Linked DNA regions of Homo sapiens: region 1 is linked to region 2. A link is a loop called in an ENCODE intact Hi-C map of the cell type or tissue named here. Cell type or tissue: CD4-positive, alpha-beta T cell. All regions are shown on one strand. Links, peaks and the distances in the headings refer to the core of each region. The heading gives the core; the rest is flanking DNA.

Evidence for each region. Hi-C counts contacts between places; a loop is a spot of excess contacts. Peaks named below come from ENCODE experiments on the same cell type or tissue, not always from the same donor. Only the 100,000 strongest peaks of a DNase experiment are listed, where the experiment ranks them.
Region 1: a loop joins it to region 2, with 3.0 times the contacts of the local background. A loop is called at or near these places in 17 of 110 quality-filtered maps.

Annotation. Positions count from the first base shown.
Region 1 is chr1:34,865,333-34,868,230 of GRCh38, reverse strand. DLGAP3 (DLG associated protein 3) reads left to right here. Exons shown (of 12, transcript NM_001080418.3): 10 at 604-695; 11 at 1,040-1,183; 12 at 1,930-2,795. The coding sequence ends at 2,148. Among named protein-coding and RNA genes, the nearest start is that of SMIM12, 7.0 kb to the right of the region's middle. RefSeq lists enhancers at 1,687-1,816, 1,867-1,966, 2,017-2,096 and a silencer at 2,257-2,306. In CD4-positive, alpha-beta T cell, for the core only: CTCF peaks have their summits at 1,519 and 1,723 (motif pointing right); DNase peaks (open chromatin) are centred at 700 and 1,720; H3K4me3 peaks cover 1,424 bases; H3K27ac peaks cover 1,600 bases.
Region 2 is chr1:35,030,545-35,033,442 of GRCh38, reverse strand. ZMYM6 (zinc finger MYM-type containing 6) reads left to right here and starts at 1,498. Exons shown (of 16, transcript NM_007167.4): 1 at 1,498-1,628; 2 at 2,730-2,896. The coding sequence starts at 2,804. It overlaps LOC124903990 (a long non-coding RNA gene), which reads right to left and starts at 723. Exons shown (of 2, transcript XR_007065739.1): 1 at 286-723. RefSeq lists enhancers at 1,309-1,488, 1,145-1,669, 1,670-2,196 and a silencer at 1,659-1,778. In CD4-positive, alpha-beta T cell, for the core only: no CTCF peak of the experiment used is centred there; DNase peaks (open chromatin) are centred at 1,442 and 2,192; H3K4me3 peaks cover 1,777 bases; H3K27ac peaks cover 1,354 bases.

The DNA of each region.
Region 1 (2,898 bases), core at 221-2,720, 170 kb after region 2:
GGAGGCAGTTCACAATGTCAGATCCTGTCTGAGGCACAGAAGAGGGAGATTCAGCCAGGGAGATGTGGCCCTGGCCCGAGGGAGAGCATGGCCCTTCCTGTAAGTCAGATCCACTGGGAGACACAGTCTTACCCCAGAATCTCTGAGTTGAGGGGACAGTGGCTATGAAGATGTGTTATGTACATGAAATTACTTGGTCATTCTTAAAGAGCCAAGGAGTCTTGCATGCACTGGGGAGTGATGAACAAAGCTTAGCCAGTGGGTGGTCATTGAGCTAATGCCCTGGCCAAGGCTATAGGGCTAGGCTGGGGCTGGTTTCCGTCTGTTCTCTGATACGGGAGGGAGAAAGGATAAAGAAGGATGAGCACTCAAGAAATGTAGGCTGTATGAAGGAGGGAACATCAGTGTCTGAGGATACAGTCTTGGTGTAGTGGAGCGAGAACTTGTTAGGAACTTGAGGATGGGATGGGGCTGGGGCTGGAGGAGACTGATGGATACACAGTGCCAAGCAACCGAGGGGTCAGCGTCATTCAGGGCAGACTTCGTGGAGGCTGGGGAAGGAGATGCATCATTTCCCTCCCTGAATTTCCTTCTGCTTTCTAGTCCTGGAGAAGATCCGCAGTGCTGTGGGCAGCACACAACTTCTCCTGTCCCAGAAGGTTCAGCAGTTCTTCCGGCTGTGTCAGCAAAGCATGGTGAGTGCCCATAGTAGTAGATCCTACCAGATACATGTGACCCAGAGTGTGTGTGTGCTGGAGGTGAGACAGGCAGGTGACCCAGAGTGAGTGTGTACCAGAGGTGAGACCAGGCCTGCATGCCTTCTGGGGTAGCTGTGAGTCTTGTGCCTGGAGGTAGGACCAGGTGTTTGTGCACAAGAAGGGGAGTCCTGGGCTCGCTCTTGTCCCCCTGTCTCCCAGCCCCCACCCACTCTCCCAGGCTGAGCTTCCTGGCAGTAAGGGTGGATAGGACTTTCTCTTGTCCTGGCTGGGGCTCAGACCTCCTTGACCAATCACTTTCCCTCCATCTTCCTCTGTTGCAGGATCCCACTGCGTTCCCTGTGCCCACCTTCCAGGACCTGGCGGGTTTCTGGGACCTCCTACAGCTCTCCATCGAGGATGTGACCCTCAAGTTCCTGGAGCTACAGCAACTCAAGGCCAACAGCTGGAAACTCCTGGAGCCTAAGGTGGGGCTGGGGTGCCTTCAGGCAAAGAGGCCAGACTCTGGGAAATTCCCCTCCCCAGAGAGGTGGAGGGTGGGACGAACAAGGGGGCAGGGGAAGGGATCCATGGGCAGCAAGGGCAGCCTTGGACAGGTGATAGGTGACCATCCCCTTCCAGAGTGACCACGCTCGTGGCCACTGCCGTCTGCTTGGCCCCAGTGCTCATCACTGCTTGAGCTGCCAGAACCCCAAGGCTTCCTCAGCGCGGGGGAGCGGGGTTGGGGGGGTGGCGGCGGCTGCAGCTGGAGAGAGCAAAAGTAGACCTTACGGAAGGACAGACTGTCCTCAGTTCGGGCCTAGGCATCGACGGCAGAGCCTTGAGGGTCCCCTCAGCCGCCAGGTCCCTGGACCTTGTCTGCGATGAGGGCCAGAGGCCTGGTATGTGCACCCTCATTGCGGAGCCTGGGTCGGGAACTCCCTCCTTCGGGTCGGGACCCGGAGTGAAAAACCGGCTCTGCTGCGAGCTGTTGAGAACGGCGCCACCAGGGGGCGCTCGAACGCGCCGCGCTTTGGTGGAAAATGTGGGGATTTGACCTTGTCGGAACAGGAGCACCTGGGGCTTCAGGTCACGGGATCCGTGGCGGATTCTGAGCGCCATCGCGTTCGGAGCCACGCGGTCGTCAGCACTCTGGGCGCGGGGGTGCGGGGGCGGACACCTGGGTGTTGGGATGGTTCGGCGCCCCAGCTCAGCGACGCCCTCTGCCCCGCAGGAGGAGAAGAAGGTCCCTCCGCCGATACCAAAGAAGCCCCTGCGGGGCCGGGGCGTGCCGGTGAAGGAGCGCTCCCTGGACTCCGTGGACCGGCAGCGGCAGGAAGCGCGCAAGCGGCTCCTGGCGGCCAAGCGCGCCGCTTCCTTCCGCCACAGCTCGGCCACCGAGAGCGCCGACAGCATCGAGATCTACATCCCCGAGGCCCAGACCAGGCTGTGACCGGTCCGGCCCGCCCAGCCCGGCCCGGGCCCGCGGTTCTCCACCCGTACTGTACACCCAGCGTCGAGGTCACTGTGAACGCGGGCCGCCCCGTGCGCCCGCCCCACCGGCACCGGACGCCCCGGCCCCCGGGCCCGTCACACTCTCGTGGGTTTTTTACCTTCCTGATCCCACGCGAAGGCGCCCGGGCTGGGCAGGGGGCCGTGCCTCTCCGCCCTGCGCCCCTCACCTGGATCCCCTGCCCACCTGGTCCGACGCTTTGTCCCCACCTCCTCCCCATGGGCACCATCTCTGCCATTCTTTCCCCCACGGGCCAGGCCGGGCCGGGTCCCTCATCTGGGCTCTGCGTCCCCCCCTCCCCCACCCCGCGGGGCTGGGCTTCGTGGGGATCAAGCTTCGTGGCTTTTTATGAAGAATCCCGAACCCTGCCTAGGAGCCCGCCCCACCCTCCCAGGGGCTCCATCCTCAGCCCTCTGCCCACTGGGCCCAGGGACCACAGTGGCTGGACCAACCCAGGACCAGGGCGCCTGGGCCTCTCCCCTTTCCCAGCGGCTGGGGAGGGGAGATGGGGGCTTCCCCTCACCACACCTGTGGCTGTTCCCACATCCCCTTGAATATCCCAGGAAAAATAAAACGGCAGAACTGCACTCGAGCCAGCTGCTCTCTCCAGAAGAGGCCACCTCCGTCCCGTGTGTGGGAGGACGGGGGTGAAGGGAGAAGGGACCGGGAGCCCACTCTCTTGGTTTGGAG
Region 2 (2,898 bases), core at 221-2,720:
AAAAGATATGCAGCAGTAATTATTGGCAAGGATGTTGGGAAACTGAAACTCTCATACATGGCTGAAGGGAGTATAAACTGAAACCACCATTTTCTAAAATTGCCTGAGATTATCTACCTAAATTTTACATATACATAACAAGCAATTTCACTTTTAGGTATGAACCCAACAGAAATGTGTGCATATGTATCACTGTTAAATAAAACTTGTAGGCCATTGTTTCGGGCTAAGCTCCTGCAGTAGGTCTCAATGAACCAGACTAAAAATCAAAATGGAGTCACTCACACTGAGGTTCCATGTCATCAAATGGAAACTACGTTGTTATTTGAAGTTCTGAAAAGTCAGGAAAAAGAGATAATAAGAGTCTAATTTCCCCTGAGTGCCAGTTTCAATTAGCATAATAATGAAATTTCTTCTGCTTTAATCGTTACCAAAAAAAGATAAACTGAAGTTACCTGATGTTAACCAATCAGTTATTTCTCTATTGTTTTGTTTCTTGGTTCTGCTTTACAAGGAAATTAACTTATTTATTTATTTTTTGGAAAGTTACTTTGAAATGAACCAATCTGTTTTTTGTTCTTTACTTCTGCTTTCTCCAGCCCTTCTCTGTCTATAAAACCTACCTCTTCTGCTCAGCTCATTGGAACACTTGTTCTATTTTATGGAATGAAGTGCTGCCAGATTCTAGAATCACAAATAAAGCTAATTGAGATATTTAAATTAAATTTGTTGTAATTTTGTCTTTTAACATCACCAATGACAAGAATGTTCACAGAAGCATTATTCCTAATAGCCACAAATTGGAAACAACTCAAATGTCCATCAGTAGTAGATGATTAAAATTGTATCATATTCATAAAATAGAATACTATACAGCAGTCAAAATGAATGAACAGTCACAAATCATACACGTATCTGTGAAACAATGTTGAATTAAAAAAACCAAATCTCAATTTTGAGCAAGTTTTTTCATTTATATCTCAAGAGATTAAAAAATTATACCTCTTAGGGTTAAATGGTGAGGATTAAGTGGGATGGTGCATGTGAAGTGCTCAGCAAGCCAAGTATTATTTAATATCATGCTCTCTCAGTAGGCCACCTTTCAGGAAATGGGCACTAAAGGATGCTACAGATTAGCTAGGTGTGGTGGCACGTGCCTGTAAGCCCAGCTACTCGGGAGGCTGAGGCAGGAGAATCGCTTCAACCCAGGAGGCGGAGGTTGCAGTTAGCCGAGATTGTGCCACTGCACCCCAGCCTGGGCAACACAGTGATACTCTGTCTCCAAAAAAAAAAAAAAAAAAAAAAAAAAAAAAAAAAAAAAAAAAGAATGCTATAGAGCACTTACAGCGCCTTCTAACGCCATCTCCACCTTTTCACTATTGAGCCTCGGTCTCTTTAAGAAGTGAACCATAATTGAGGAAAGAGGAATGCTGGGAAGTTCTACTCAGCTCAGGTCCGGAGCCTGACGGGAAAAGAGGGCGGAGACCAAGGCTGCGCAGGCGTGGTTGGCCGGTCGTTGCGTTGGGATGGATCAGGCGGAATTCCAGAAGAGAAAATAATCCCTGTCTAGATGCAGAGGACTTGGTTCCTATTCCAGTGCTCCTCCGGTAGCAGGGAGGCGACAGAAGGTGGGTGCGGCCGCAGTGGTAGTGGGCGGGACGGCGGGGCGGAGGCCACACCACGTGACGAGGCGTTGCGGCGGGGGCGGTGCCAGGTGGGCTACGCGGCTGGGGCGGCTGCGGATATCGCCTTAGGGACGCGTTGACATTCACTGGCTAGTCCACCGCTCTCAGTCGGAGACCACATTGCCTCGTTAGTCCTCAATGATGGGAGTGGGAATTCTTGGTGGGAAGGAGAATTTCGGAAAGCGTGCGGTTCTCAGAGGAGGGATGAGCGCCCGTAGATATTTTGTGGCGAGTGCGCAAAAGTTCTCATTTCTTCTTTGGAACAGGCTTTTCAACCAGTTGTCCGTTTCCATCCCGGACTATTCGGATAAAGACAACTTTGAAGAGCTTTTTGTTTTAGGTTTAATTCGTCCCGTTTAGTTCTTTGACTTTTAGGGGAAGGGAATTTACTGAATGGCCAATTGAGTTTCTTTTCTACAGGAAGGCGATTGTGAAGCGGGGCTCTGAGGGGCTTGATGCCCCCCACCCCTCACACGGAGACCTTGAAAGAGGCAGGTGACTCACTTTCAGTAAGGGCGTTCCTGTTGTTCGCCTGCGATGGATGGCATCTTGAGCTCACATCTAGCGTTAGGCCGAGAAATGGGGCCCTTAGGGAGGCTTCCAGTGAAGGTTGAGTTATAGGTCAGGGCCGGGAGGTTGTTGTGCCCCTCTTTGAGAAATAAAAGCCGACGTGGGCCTCTAAGTACTGATTCTTATGGGGTCAGAAACTATTTCTTGAGTCCGTTCTTCTCAGAGTTTATTACTTCCTCCCACGTCTTGGTCTGCTGGTCTAATTCCCTTCAATAACCTTCAACATAGGAAAAAACCAGAGTGTGTTGTGTGTCTTTAAAGATATTAGAGAAGTGGGAGCTGTTGCCCCAAAACTGTTTTCTTATGTAGCTACTGAAGGAACAGAAAGCAGGAAGAAAGAAAAAAGTTAGTTGTGGCCCCAGAAGAGTTGTTTTTCAAATGCCGAGCCGTGAAGCCTCATGCACTCAACACAAAGTTTTTCTTTCATATAGATAAGCCTGAAGAAAAAAGAATAAGCCTGAGTATGTATTTTAGGTGTCCAACTATCCATTACCAAGAAGAAATCTATTCGTTTGAGCCTGAGACACTCTTTGAGGTAAAAAATTAGAATGAAAGAACCTTTGGATGGTGAATGTGGCAAAGCAGTGGTACCACAGCAGGAGCTTCTGGACAAAATTAAAGAAGAACCAGACAATGCTCAAGT